Regions from separate parts of the Homo sapiens genome. Here region 1 is linked to region 2. The links are chromatin contacts, found by Hi-C or POLR2A ChIA-PET in ENCODE. All regions are on one chromosome and are shown on one strand. Each heading gives the region's core, a stretch centred on a gene start or an enhancer-like site at or near the end of the contact. The rest is flanking DNA. Distances are from core to core; before and after follow the strand shown. Region 1 holds the start of WNT11 (Wnt family member 11). Region 2 has its middle 53 kb from the start of WNT11.

Evidence for each region. A loop is a pair of places that touch in the nucleus more often than their neighbours do. ChIA-PET counts read pairs that join two places held with the same protein, here RNA polymerase II (POLR2A). Pooled maps may share reads with other maps.
Region 1: a map of PC-9 shows a loop between it and region 2 (9-fold over the local background). The contact joins the promoter of WNT11 here to the enhancer-like site in region 2. A Hi-C loop is called at or near these places in 10 of 168 maps with a recorded cell type or tissue (Caco-2, GM12878, HepG2 and 7 more), 13 of 37 single-sample maps with no recorded cell type and 16 of 50 pooled maps. POLR2A ChIA-PET finds 5 or more read pairs at or near these places in 2 of 52 experiments (B cell and Panc1).

Annotation. Positions count from the first base shown.
Region 1 is chr11:76,204,180-76,209,630 of GRCh38, reverse strand. WNT11 (Wnt family member 11) reads left to right here and starts at 3,129. Exons shown (of 5, transcript NM_004626.3): 1 at 3,129-3,306. The coding sequence starts at 3,224. RefSeq lists enhancers at 1-3, 336-385, 4-670, 2,005-2,672 and silencers at 1,777-1,996, 2,977-3,216.
Region 2 is chr11:76,150,492-76,156,209 of GRCh38, reverse strand. No RefSeq gene overlaps it. Among named protein-coding and RNA genes, the nearest start is that of WNT11, 53 kb to the left of the region's middle. RefSeq lists enhancers at 2,672-2,731, 3,632-3,721, 3,373-4,253. Within about 2 kb of position 2,754, at least 13 of the 41 ENCODE cell types and tissues checked have a DNase peak (open chromatin) inside an H3K27ac peak, as active enhancers do; they include GM12878, PC-9, Panc1 and 2 more, where a contact is called at or near this core.

The DNA of each region.
Region 1 (5,451 bases), core at 1,880-4,379, 53 kb before region 2:
GCCTCACGGCTGGGGTCAAAGCCGGGTGGCAGGCCCGGCCTCGCCCCGCCCCGCAGGTAACCTTGAAGCCGTCGCTCGGCGTCCCTGGTTGGCGGGGTCAGCTCCGTGAGCTGCGTGGCGGGAGGCTTCGGGACCCGCCCGTGCCGACCTTGCGCGCCGCGCGGACAATCGGCCCCGGTGCACGGTGCCCGTGGGGCGTCGGGGTAGGGGGGACCCCGCAAGTCCTCGCCGGGCCGGCGTGGCCTGGTCCCAGCGGCCGGCTTTCCAGAGTCCTCCACAGACCGGGCCTATGACCATCTGTTGGCGGCGCTGGGCTGCGGCGCTGCGCTCGTGGTGTTCTCCCTGTGCACAGCCCCAGGCGGCCGCCTCCCGGGCCCGCTGCAGGCAGGGTAGCTCGGACCAACTTCGAGGAGGTGACCGCTCGCTCTCCAAAGGTGCTACGCCTGGCGCGGCCCACTACGCGCCCGGCCCCAAGCAAGGGGCCGGGCAGGTCAGGGCGGCCCACGGCAAGTGTCCTATAGAACGACCAGGACACAGGGGGCACTCCCTCGACACGTCGTCCCATCCCCAGACGGAGAAGCGGGGGCCCAGGAAGAGGACTTGACCCCAGCCCGCGACGCAGGAGGCAGCCGCGATTCCCCCCTCCTCGAGCCCCGGCTTAGCGCCCCCTGGCGGGCTGGGGGCTTCAGGAGGCGCGTGCACCCTGACCCGCGAGCTCAGGCGGAAGGTGACCCCGTGGCCTGCGCGGCTGTCCCGGGCGCTCGTACAAGGGACAGGAACAGTCCGTCAGGACCCAGAGGCTCGGGCCAGGCGCTGCCTCCCCGCGCGACGAGCTTGGGCGGCGGAGGGAGAGCCTTGGGACAGCCGGGGCTGCACCGAAAGAGCTGGGCGGGGCTGGAGGCCTGGGTCCCCGTCCGCTGTGCGACCTAGGGGGCTCCTCCTCTCCCTGGGAGACCAGGCTGGACACAGATCCCCCGCTGTGAGTCCGCGCGCCTCCGTCCTCTTGCAGCCCCCGCCCCCTCCCCACCCAGGAATGCCGGGTGCCTTCGGGGGGCGGCGCACTTTGGGAGAGGGGAAGACGGTGACTGGAGTTTTGATTCCCCCCTCCATATCCAGCGGATATTTTTCTCGTTCTGAGAAGTGCAAGAAACTTGCAGGACCAGGAAGACAAAGGATTTGGATACAGGCTGGGTGGGAGGACGGGACTGGGTTACACCGAGAACCCCTCTGAGACCCCCAGCCTTGACGGCATGTTTGTCGCAGGCGCCCCTGTGCTGGGCGCTAGCTGCGGGGCTCTGCGGAGGAAAAAAACTGTACGATCCAGGCTTCTCCTCGCCTTCCTGTGGGTTTTGCCGACAGGCTCCAGAAAACAGTGGGGCTTCCCATCTCTGCGTGCTGACTACCCACGCGCAGGAACGCGCCACGCAGGTGGCGTCGCGGTGCAAATAGCAGAGGGGCGCTGAGCCCCGCAGGCTGCAGGGAGACGGGGTCCTCGGGGGACGCACGGCGAAGCCCCATTCCTCGTTCTTATGGAAGGGGACACCGAGGCTGGGGTGGCTGAGGGCTTGCCCAAGCTCACAGAGCCAGATAAGAACGTCCCTTTTCTGCTCCAGCGCCCCCACTACCGTGGGCGCCTCCTTTTCCAACTCCCCAAACCCTTAGAAAGGAATCCCTTTGTCTCTGCTCCTCCCGAGGGGAGAGGGGCTGGGGCTGTGTCTGACTCCGGGCGAACGCCAGGTGTTGGTAAATTTGGGAGAAGCTGGGAAGGGAGTTAATGAGGTGAGAATGAAGTGAAGGAGAAAAAAAGCGGAGATAGCTGCTCCGCGGGCTGCGGGCGGGCGGGGCAGCCTCTCCTCCGCGGCCCGAGGGCGCCGCCTGGAGGCCAGAGGCAACACCGCGCCAGCCCCGCGAGCTTCCCCGCTTCGCTAAGGCGGGGCTGCCCAGTCCCAGCCCGCATGCTTCCACTCCCACCCTCCAAAGTGGAGCGGCTAAAGACGGACTTGGAGACTCGGAATCCTCACTGTACAAAGAGCCCTACCATCCCGTTTCCCATCCTCCCCTTCCCACACCGAGAAAGCAGGGCCCCGAGCAAGCCCCATTTCCTGATTTCGCCGGACACCCGGCTTGCCGCTCCCTAGCTGAACCCCACCTCTGTGCCTCAGTTTCCTCATCTGTGAGATGAGGCAGCGATAGTGCCTATCTCACGGGGTGCTGGGAGGAGCAGATGCGATCGTGTTAGGGAACTTTTTTTGTTTGTCTGTTTGTTTGAGACGGAGTTTCGCTCTTGTCGCCCAGGCTAGAGTGCAGTGGCGCAATCTCCGCTCGCTGCAACCTCCGCCTCCCGGGTTCAAGCGGTTCTCCTGCCTCAGCCTCCCGAGTAGCTGGGATTACAGGCGCCCGCCACCACGCCCGGCTAATTTTTTGTATTCGTAGTAGAGACGGGGTTTTGCCATGTTGGGCAGGCTGGTCTCGAGCTCCTGACCTCAGGTGACCCGCCCGCCTCGACCTCCCAAAGTGCTGGGATTACAGGCGTGAGCCACCCTGCCCGGCCAGGGAACGTTCTTTATAAAAGCGGAATTGTGCCCGAATTGCCCCAGCTTACTGAGGAGGTAAACTGAAACACGTTTGGGAAGGAGAATTGCCGAGGCCCTATTAACTAATGCTCAATATTGCAGGGATAAGCCCCAGCTCCGGGTCCTCGACTCTGCTGCCTCGCCTGGACTCCTGATTCCTCATTCCTCTCCTTTCCGTCCCAGGTTGCGTCTGTCCGGGTTTCCCCCTCTGTCTCCGTGGCTCTCAGCCTTGTCCTCTGAGCGTCCTTCTCCCTCTCGCTGTGTCTGCCCGGTCTCTCCTGGGTCTCCGGTTCTGCCGCCTCCTGTCCCTCCTTCCGGCTGCCCCGGCCAGAGGGGCTCGAAGGCGCGTTGGGGCCCGGGGCCACGCTGGGAGACACGCCTTCGGCCGCGCCTAATTCGAGCCAGGCGCGGGACGCGTCCCCCGGCCGGGCGGAGCGGGAGGGGACGCCCGCCGCGCTCGGCCTCCCCGGGCCCCGACCCCTCCTTTGTAATTTGAATAAAACGCCTCCCCCGCCCGCGCGCCGCCTTAACCCGCCGCCTCCGCTCTCCCCGGCTGCAGGCGGCGTGCAGGACCAGCGGCGGCCGTGCAGGCGGAGGACTTCGGCGCGGCTCCTCCTGGGTGTGACCCCGGGCGCGCCCGCCGCGCGACGATGAGGGCGCGGCCGCAGGTCTGCGAGGCGCTGCTCTTCGCCCTGGCGCTCCAGACCGGCGTGTGCTATGGCATCAAGTGGCTGTGAGTAGGGACCCCGCGTCCACGCGCACAGGCCAGGGACTGGGGCGGCGGAGGGCGTTTTGGGGTCCCCTGGATGGGGCGAGCGCACCAAGACCCGGGAGCCTAAGCTGGCTTGGCGGTCGTGGGCAAGTCATCCCTCAGCCTCTGTTTCCTCCTCTGTAAAATGTCCCTGCCTCCCGCAGGCTTGCGAAAAGGGAGTGAGACGGGCGTGGACCACAATGGAAGCGCCTGGTCCTGTGCAGCTGACGGTGGCGCAAGGGCCACGGAGTTTCTGGCCACCTCCGCAGGGGCAGATGGAAAAAGACATTCTGTTCAGGGGGCGCAATCCAGAGCGGCCAGCCCAGGAGCGGTCCTTGTCCGTCAGTCTCCTTGACCCTAGCGGGAGTTCCGCTGAGACACTCCTGACCCCTCCACCTGGGCGACCTTGGGAAAGTGTCACTCTACTTCTTGGGGCCTCCTTGTCCTCCTCTGTCACGGGAGGGTGAGACTCCCCACCTCCCTCAAATCAGATGAGAAGAGGCTCCTGAAAGGACCTCAGAAGCTGTCAGATGCCACTGTGCACATGTGCAGGGCATTCCTTTAGATAGAAATTATTCACGCAGGGGTAGGAGGGAGAGAGAGGCTTGGTGCCGAGCTGAAGGGAGTGCCTGCTCAGGGGGCTGGGGGTGGTGAAGAGAGGAGTAAACACCAGCCCCTTCCCGGAGGAGCTGCGCTCTAAGTTGAGAGAGATAAGCCCAGGCTGTAAATAACTCCACAAGTGTCCAAGTGCCCGAGGAGAAACCAGAGCGGGAATCTGGAGGCCTAGAGGAAGGAAGCCCACCTGGTGGGGACACAGATGTGAGACACCGGGAAGCTTTTCCGAGGCTGTGCCTCTGGTGACTGAAGCGCTGCTGGGAGTTGGCTGGTTCGGGCAATGGAGAGGACGCTGTGGGCAGAGGGGCTCCCTGAGAGGGAAAGTCCAGGACAGGACAAGGGTCTGGAATCTGGGGCCAGGGCAGGGAGCCTGCAGATAAGACAGCAGGGGGCAGGTTGTGGGGGCTGGGGAGGGCGCTGCAAAGGGTTTGTGAATTAGTTGGAAGACAGGGTGATAGTGGCTGCGCCGCCAGCAAACAGTCTGGAGGTCACTGGCCCTGCCCCTTCTCAGGCCAAGTTATTGATTAATTGACGATTCGAGGAGGGAACCCCGTCTTCCTGCCTTTCTTGTTTACAAGAAGCCTGGTCTCAGCAATCTCCCAGCCCTGGGCACTAGCTTTTCCCAGCTGTCCCTGAGGAGTTCTGTGAGAAACCAGCCACCTTCCTTTTGCAATGGGGTACCCAGCACTGTTCCAGCTGGCAGGGACCTCCGATCAGCGAGTCCAAGCTCTCTCATCCACCGCCACCATTTTACAGATAAGGATACTAAGGTCCAGGGAAGGAGAGGATTGGCTGAAGGAGCGTCAGAGGCCTTGCAGTGGGCTTGGGTGTCATTTGCCGCCCATAAGAGTCCTGTGGGGTCACTGCCATCATCCCTGCTCCACAGTGGGAACACCGAGACCCTGCAAAGGGCATGATGCACGCAAGCCCCCACGCTGGCCTGTGGTGGGATGGACGGCTGGCTAAACCTGACGTCCATGTCCTCTGTCCCCACTGCAAAGTCAGGCTGCCACAGAAATGGGTACAACTCATTGTGTGCCTTAAATAAGCCCCCAGGCTCTTGGGGGAGATGGACATATAGAAATACAAAGTGGACTATGGTCTGTGTCCTAGCAGAGGGAGCATGGCAGCCCAGAGGAGGAGTGATCAGTTCTATCTAAGGGAGATGCATAGGCCAGGATTGGAAGGACAGGGAGGATTTGGATGGTCAGAGACGGAGTGCAAAGCAGGCGTCCTAGGCGGGAGGCACAGCACGAGCAGAAGCCTGGAGGCCGAACAGCGCATGCGGGGAGACCTGGAGAAACCAGGCACCACAAGAGCCTACTCCTAAGTGCCCCAGACGCTGCTCCGAGAGCTTGGGTCATGTAAGTTAGATCATACTGCACTCCTATGAGAAACTGATAGTCTAGCAATAGGGGATTAAAGTCTTGCTAGAGTTTAAGATAGAGGGGGAGGTGGGAAAAGGGGTGGAGTTTAAGAATAACAACGATCTGTGTATGCATGTGTATATAT
Region 2 (5,718 bases), core at 1,505-4,004:
TTTCCTGAGTGTAAGTCACATTTTCCTGTTTTGGTGCAGCTTGGAAACTGGGTTTTTTTCGTGCTCCTCTGATGATTGCTGTATTTATTCTGCTGGGGGGTCGTTTGCCTGTTTCAGCCGCACATTCTGTCTCCTCCACAGTGCCGAGCAGCAGAAACCTCTGCTCCGCTCCCACAGCTCCCACTCATGGCTTTTCTCAGTGTGGCTCCCAGGGGTCCCCTGCAGCTATCACTGGGCAGTCATCCAAGGATTGGGAAGTTTACATTCAGATTTTGGTGCTCACTTTTCGATGGTTCCCTTGCTTCTGTGGATTTTCCCCTAAATTTTCAGCTGCTCTACCAGGCTTGGACTCTGTTCTCTGATACCTCAAGGCAGTAAGACTTTTCACTTTCTGCTGGCTGCGCTGTATACAGGTTGGGAAATTCACTCACTGTTCAAAAAGCAGGACACTCACATATTTTACCCAGTCCAGAGCTGCTCTGTCTTTCGAGGGTAACTTATCTCCAGTTCCTGCCTGTTTTTTTTCACCAGGCCCTCTAGCATTGGAATATTTGGACAGAATCTGTGCTCGGGTTTCGGGCCTGAGGCCTCCTGCAGTTATCTCACTGCCAGGATGTCCCCTTTGATGCTCCAGCTGCCCTTACAGTTCTGAACTCTACTCTCTACCACCTGCTCCAGCCTCGGGGGTGTGAGAGTGCTGCCATGATTCTTACCTCTTCTCTTTGCCATTTTTCAAGAGTAAACTTTTTTTCCGGCTTTTGTCTTTCTAAGACACTTTCCAGGGGCTTTACATACTTTTTTTTTTTTTTAATACTTTGTCTAGATTCCATAATTGCTATCTGCAGGACAATTCATGCAGCCACGTCATACCACTGCCATTACAGGAAGTTTCTCCCACTGCACTCTTTTGAAAACCTAGGCTGGCCACAGGCGGTGGCTCACACCTGCAATTCCAACACTTTTGGAGGTTGAGGCAAGTGGATCACTTGAAGTCAGGAGTTTGAGACCAGTCTGGCCAACATGGTGAAACCCCGTCTCTACTAAAAATACAAAAATTAGCTGGGTGTGGTGGCACGTGCCCTGTAATCCCAGCTACTGGGGAGGCTGAGGCAGGAGAATCACTTGAACCTGGGAGGCGGAGGTTGCAGTGAGCTGAGATGGTGCCACTGCACTCCAGCCTGGGCGACGAAGCAACACTCCGTCTCAAAAAAAAAAAAAGAAAAGAAAACCTATGCTAGAGCATGTCACTCTCCATGCTGACAGCCCTTCCAAAGTTTCCCATTGCACTGAAGATCAAGTAAAAATTCCCTAGTGAGGCCTACAACACCATACAATAAATAATGTAGGGATTATTTCAAGGTTAAAAATTCCTGTAGAGACCCCCTAAGGTTGAAACCTGATTTTTCTTTGTAATATCGCCTAAAGAAGTCTGTGCCAAGGTGGGATCTTTTCCTTCTCCCCCTCTTTCCTGAAGCCTGGCACACACTGAACCCAGAAGTCAGAGGGGGCATTTGGGAATGCAGCCGTGGTGGAGTGAGAGACAGAAACACTTTGGGCACAGTGAGGCCAGGAGGGACCCCACTTGGCGCTGCAAATGGTCAGAGTCTGTCTGGTGGATGCGCTGCCAACAGGAGCCACAGCCCCTTCCACAGCCTGGACCCTCCAGGGGCTGAAGAAAAGAAAAGAAAAGGTTGAACTCAAAGAGGGAGGGAAACCCAGGGGTTAAAGGCATCAGGGGAAATAGTTCAGGGGCCAGAGAGTCTAGAGGAGAGGGCCTAGCCACAAAGGGCACCCAAGGATCTAGAAGGAAGACCCAGGTTGGGGACGGGTGAAGCCAGCCCTCCCAGGGCTTCCCACCTCCTCTCATAGGGTGGGCAGCTATGGCACAACCCTGAAATAAAGACTGTTTCCATGTCCTCCTGGGTCCTGTTTTTTCCGGGTGGTGTGGAGGACGGATGATGAATTGCAAGGAAGAATTATTATAGACTGTTCCATTCTTCCATTTTCACTCTCGAGAACATTTTACAAACTAAAAACTAAATATAAACTAAGGTCTATAGCTCTCCCACAACCATTAAACCAAAACAAGTTTACAAATTAAAACCACACAAAACTACTAAGCCAATTAAATTCATATTAGCAATATTAACGTGGTGGATGATATTTTGCTGAAACTAAATCACTGTCTATCCTGTGACCCTGGCAATCCTGCCACATGCCACACTGCCAGTTCCTCAGCCTTTAACATGCCCACACTACAGGTCAATGACAACTTATTTCTCTCCCTCCGAATCTCTAGGGCTCCTTTGTCTGGGCTGCAGGCCCCAACATCCCTGGGACTTCACTCAGCAGGAATGCTTCGTGCGTCCAGTCGCCTGCTCTGTCCCTGCTCTGTGGCAGTGAGAGCAGCAGCCGAGGCTGGGGTGTTAGTCATTCCTTTGACTCCTTCACCAATTCCCCCATTTACTGCCTCCAGGGCAGAGTGGATACAGCCCAGAACGATAAAGGGAGTTGAAATGCTGCCTGTCTGGAAAGCCAAGCTTTCCCCACAAGGCCAGGCTTTGTTGAGCAAGGAGAGGATGTGTGACTTCTGACCAGACAGAGCCTGGAGGACTTTGAATGTACAACCATCAAAACAAGCAAACAAACAAAAGCCATAGAGGAGAGAAAAATACACGCTGGTGATGATGTAGGAGTCTTCTCACCTTTGAAAGAGGAAGTGAAGGTGTGAACAGCTGCAGTGGGGGCTATTTGGAAGGCAGGAAGCCCAAAGTCAAAAGATTCGTGGAGCTGGAGAGAAGCACTTCCTCTCCGGTCCCTGTCCCCTTCTGGGTTCTAAATGGGAAACAGGGACCTGACTGCCCAAGGCCTGCCAGGAAGAGCCAGGCAAGCCTTCATAGAAGTCCTCCGTGTTCCTCAGGGTGCAGGACAGCCAACCAGCAGAGTAGAGAAGTCCATGCAGGTGGCCTGATCTCAGCAGTGAGGGAAAGTGGGCTAGGTGGCTGAGCCCCAAGGGAGCCGAGTGGGCCTTGCCCTGGGGCACAGGGTCCCAGGGTGAGAACCAAGGAAGGGCCTCTGCAGTGGGGCCGGCCCCTGACACCCAGATGAGCCACACCACGGGCAGGTCAGGAGACACTTGCCTGAAGCCTGGTCCCTGGGGCCAGAAGGGGTGAGGTCAGGAAATTTGGGGAATTTGAGCATTTACCCCCTAGGGGATAATCTTTAACTAGAGATGAATGAGTTGCCTTGAAGTGGTCAGATAAGCGTTTTGCTGCCAGCGGCCAAAACAGGTTCGGGTGAGGACAGTTACGGGGAAATAAAGTGATATTTCTGCACATTAGGGTTGTGGCTGTAAATTACACCCCATCACATGCGGTGGCTTCCTTGTGCCAGCAGGATGGGCCGGGACTAAAGCTGAGTCTATGGAGGCAGCCAGAGGGGTCAGGATGCACTTTGAAAAAAAAAAAAAAAATCACCAGGCAGTTTTGGGCGTTTGGGAGGGGGTGAAGTAGTGAAAAAAAAAATCATCAACGCTGAAATACAAAATACAATCATCAGGAAACACCCTGGGTAGGAGGGGCGCCGTCTGTAGATCCCTTGAGGAACTCGGACCACCGCCCGCGCCTCCTCCGCGCGGTGGCCCATCGCCCAGCTCCAGCCTCTGAATCCTTCACAGGAGCCGTGCTCTTCTCTACTCCAAGCCCCTGCACAGGCTCTTCGCTCGGCCTGGCATGGGCTGTGTCTGGGTTCAGGTCTCAGTTTACAGCTCACTTACCCGAGGCTTGCCTGAGATCTTTCCTGGTCGCCCGTGGTTTCCCCAAAGCGCCACTCCATGGCTGTTCAGCCAGTGCCGACCGACAGGGGGAGCCCAGTCAACGTGAGAGGCAGGAAGGAATGGCGGGAACGGGGCCCGCAGGGCTGAGGTCAGGCAGAGACGTGACTCAAAGGTCCTGATTTCAAGTCCTAGCTCTGTCACTTTTTAGCTCTGTGAACTTAGCCAAGACTAACTTCTCCGGGTCCCAACTGCTTCCTCTGTAAAATGGACACTCAACACACCAAGACGAATCTATCCAGTTTTCCTGAGCACAAGCTGTGCCTTAAAATCCCGCGCCTGCCCCGTGGGAGCTCATGGGCTACTGAAGGTGACAGATAGGGAAACATACACGTAGGGACATGTAGGAAGGGCTGTGCTGGAAGCACACACAGGTAGTGGGGGAACACAAAGGAGGGAGAGTGGGTGGGTGGAGAGTGGGGAAGACGTCAGAGAGGACTTCAAAGAGGAGAAGAGGGTAGCTGAGCTCTGGCATACAGGTGGACAGAGGTTTGCTGTGGGTTAGGGGGGAAGATTCTAGGCAGAGACATCATGGCGGCAAAGGCCCCAGGGCTGCAGGAGCAGGGCGTTCTGGGAATGGCAAGTGCATCCACCTGGCTGGAGGGCAGGGTGTGTGCCACAAGGCACAGCGGACTCCAGTCACCTGTCATCCATCATCCATAGCCAATCTTGTTTCCTCCACACCCCATTCACACCCTATCCCCAATCCCAGACAGATGCATCTCATCTGTAAATATTTCTCTATGCATCTAAGCAACAAAGACTTAAAAAACCAAAACCACAATGCTATTATCACACCTAAACAAATAACAAGTCCTTCATATCATATTTAGTCAGTGCTTCCATTTTGATTGTCCCTTAATTTCTTTTTTTCAGTTTGTTTAGTTTACAGGAACCAAGCACGGTTCATAATGGGATTGATTTATATGTCTCTTGAGTCTCTTGTTAATAGGTTTTCCCTTCTTCTATGTATTTTTTCTTTCAATATATTTATTGGAGAAACCAGGTGGCTCGTCCTGCGGGGTTTCCAACCGTCTGGATTTTTCTGATTGCATTTTCCTGGTGTTAAAGGCTCATCTGCCCTTTGAATTTCCCATAAACTGGTAGTTAGATCCAGAGCAGTACCACCCAATAGTAAATCATGTGAGCCACAAGTGCAAGTCACATATGTAATTTTAGATTTTCAGGTAGTAACATTTTAAAAAGCAAAAAGAAATGGATGAAATTAATTGTATCTTACTTAACTCAATATATTCAAAATATTATCATTCTAACGTCATCAATATAAAAATTAATACAAAAGAATTTACATTCTTTTTTGTACAAAGTCTCTGCAGTTCAGTGTGGATTGTGTTCATAGCACATCTCAATGTGGATTAGCCACTGTTCAATGACTTCAGAACTCCATGTGGCTGGTGTCTGCTGTCTTTGGACAGCACGGATAGATGCTTCATTATATTCAGGGTCAAACTTATGCCAAGGCTATTTCAAAGGTGTGTGCTTTTCCATCAGGAGGCATCAGGTGTCTGGTTGCCTGCCTTTCTGTGCCATTGATGAGCATTGTCTTAGACGTGCTCATTATTTAGGAGTTGCGAAGAGCTGACAGCCTAATTCTATGATCCCTTCTGAATCTTTTTACTTGGAATATTTATATAAGAGAAACTTCCCTTCACCAACTATCCAGTTAACTAGTGTGTACAATGCATATAGCAAAGGTAAGTAAATGTTGCTTTCTTTTATGTAACAGTTCTCATAGGGTGAGAGCTGTGTTTAGGACAGGTCAGGTGCTTGCCATGTGGAGAGTGGGCTAGAGGGCACAAGAGTAGCTGAAGAGCGCCTGGGGAGGAGGTGATTATAATCCAGGCATGCTGAACTCAGGGGCAGCA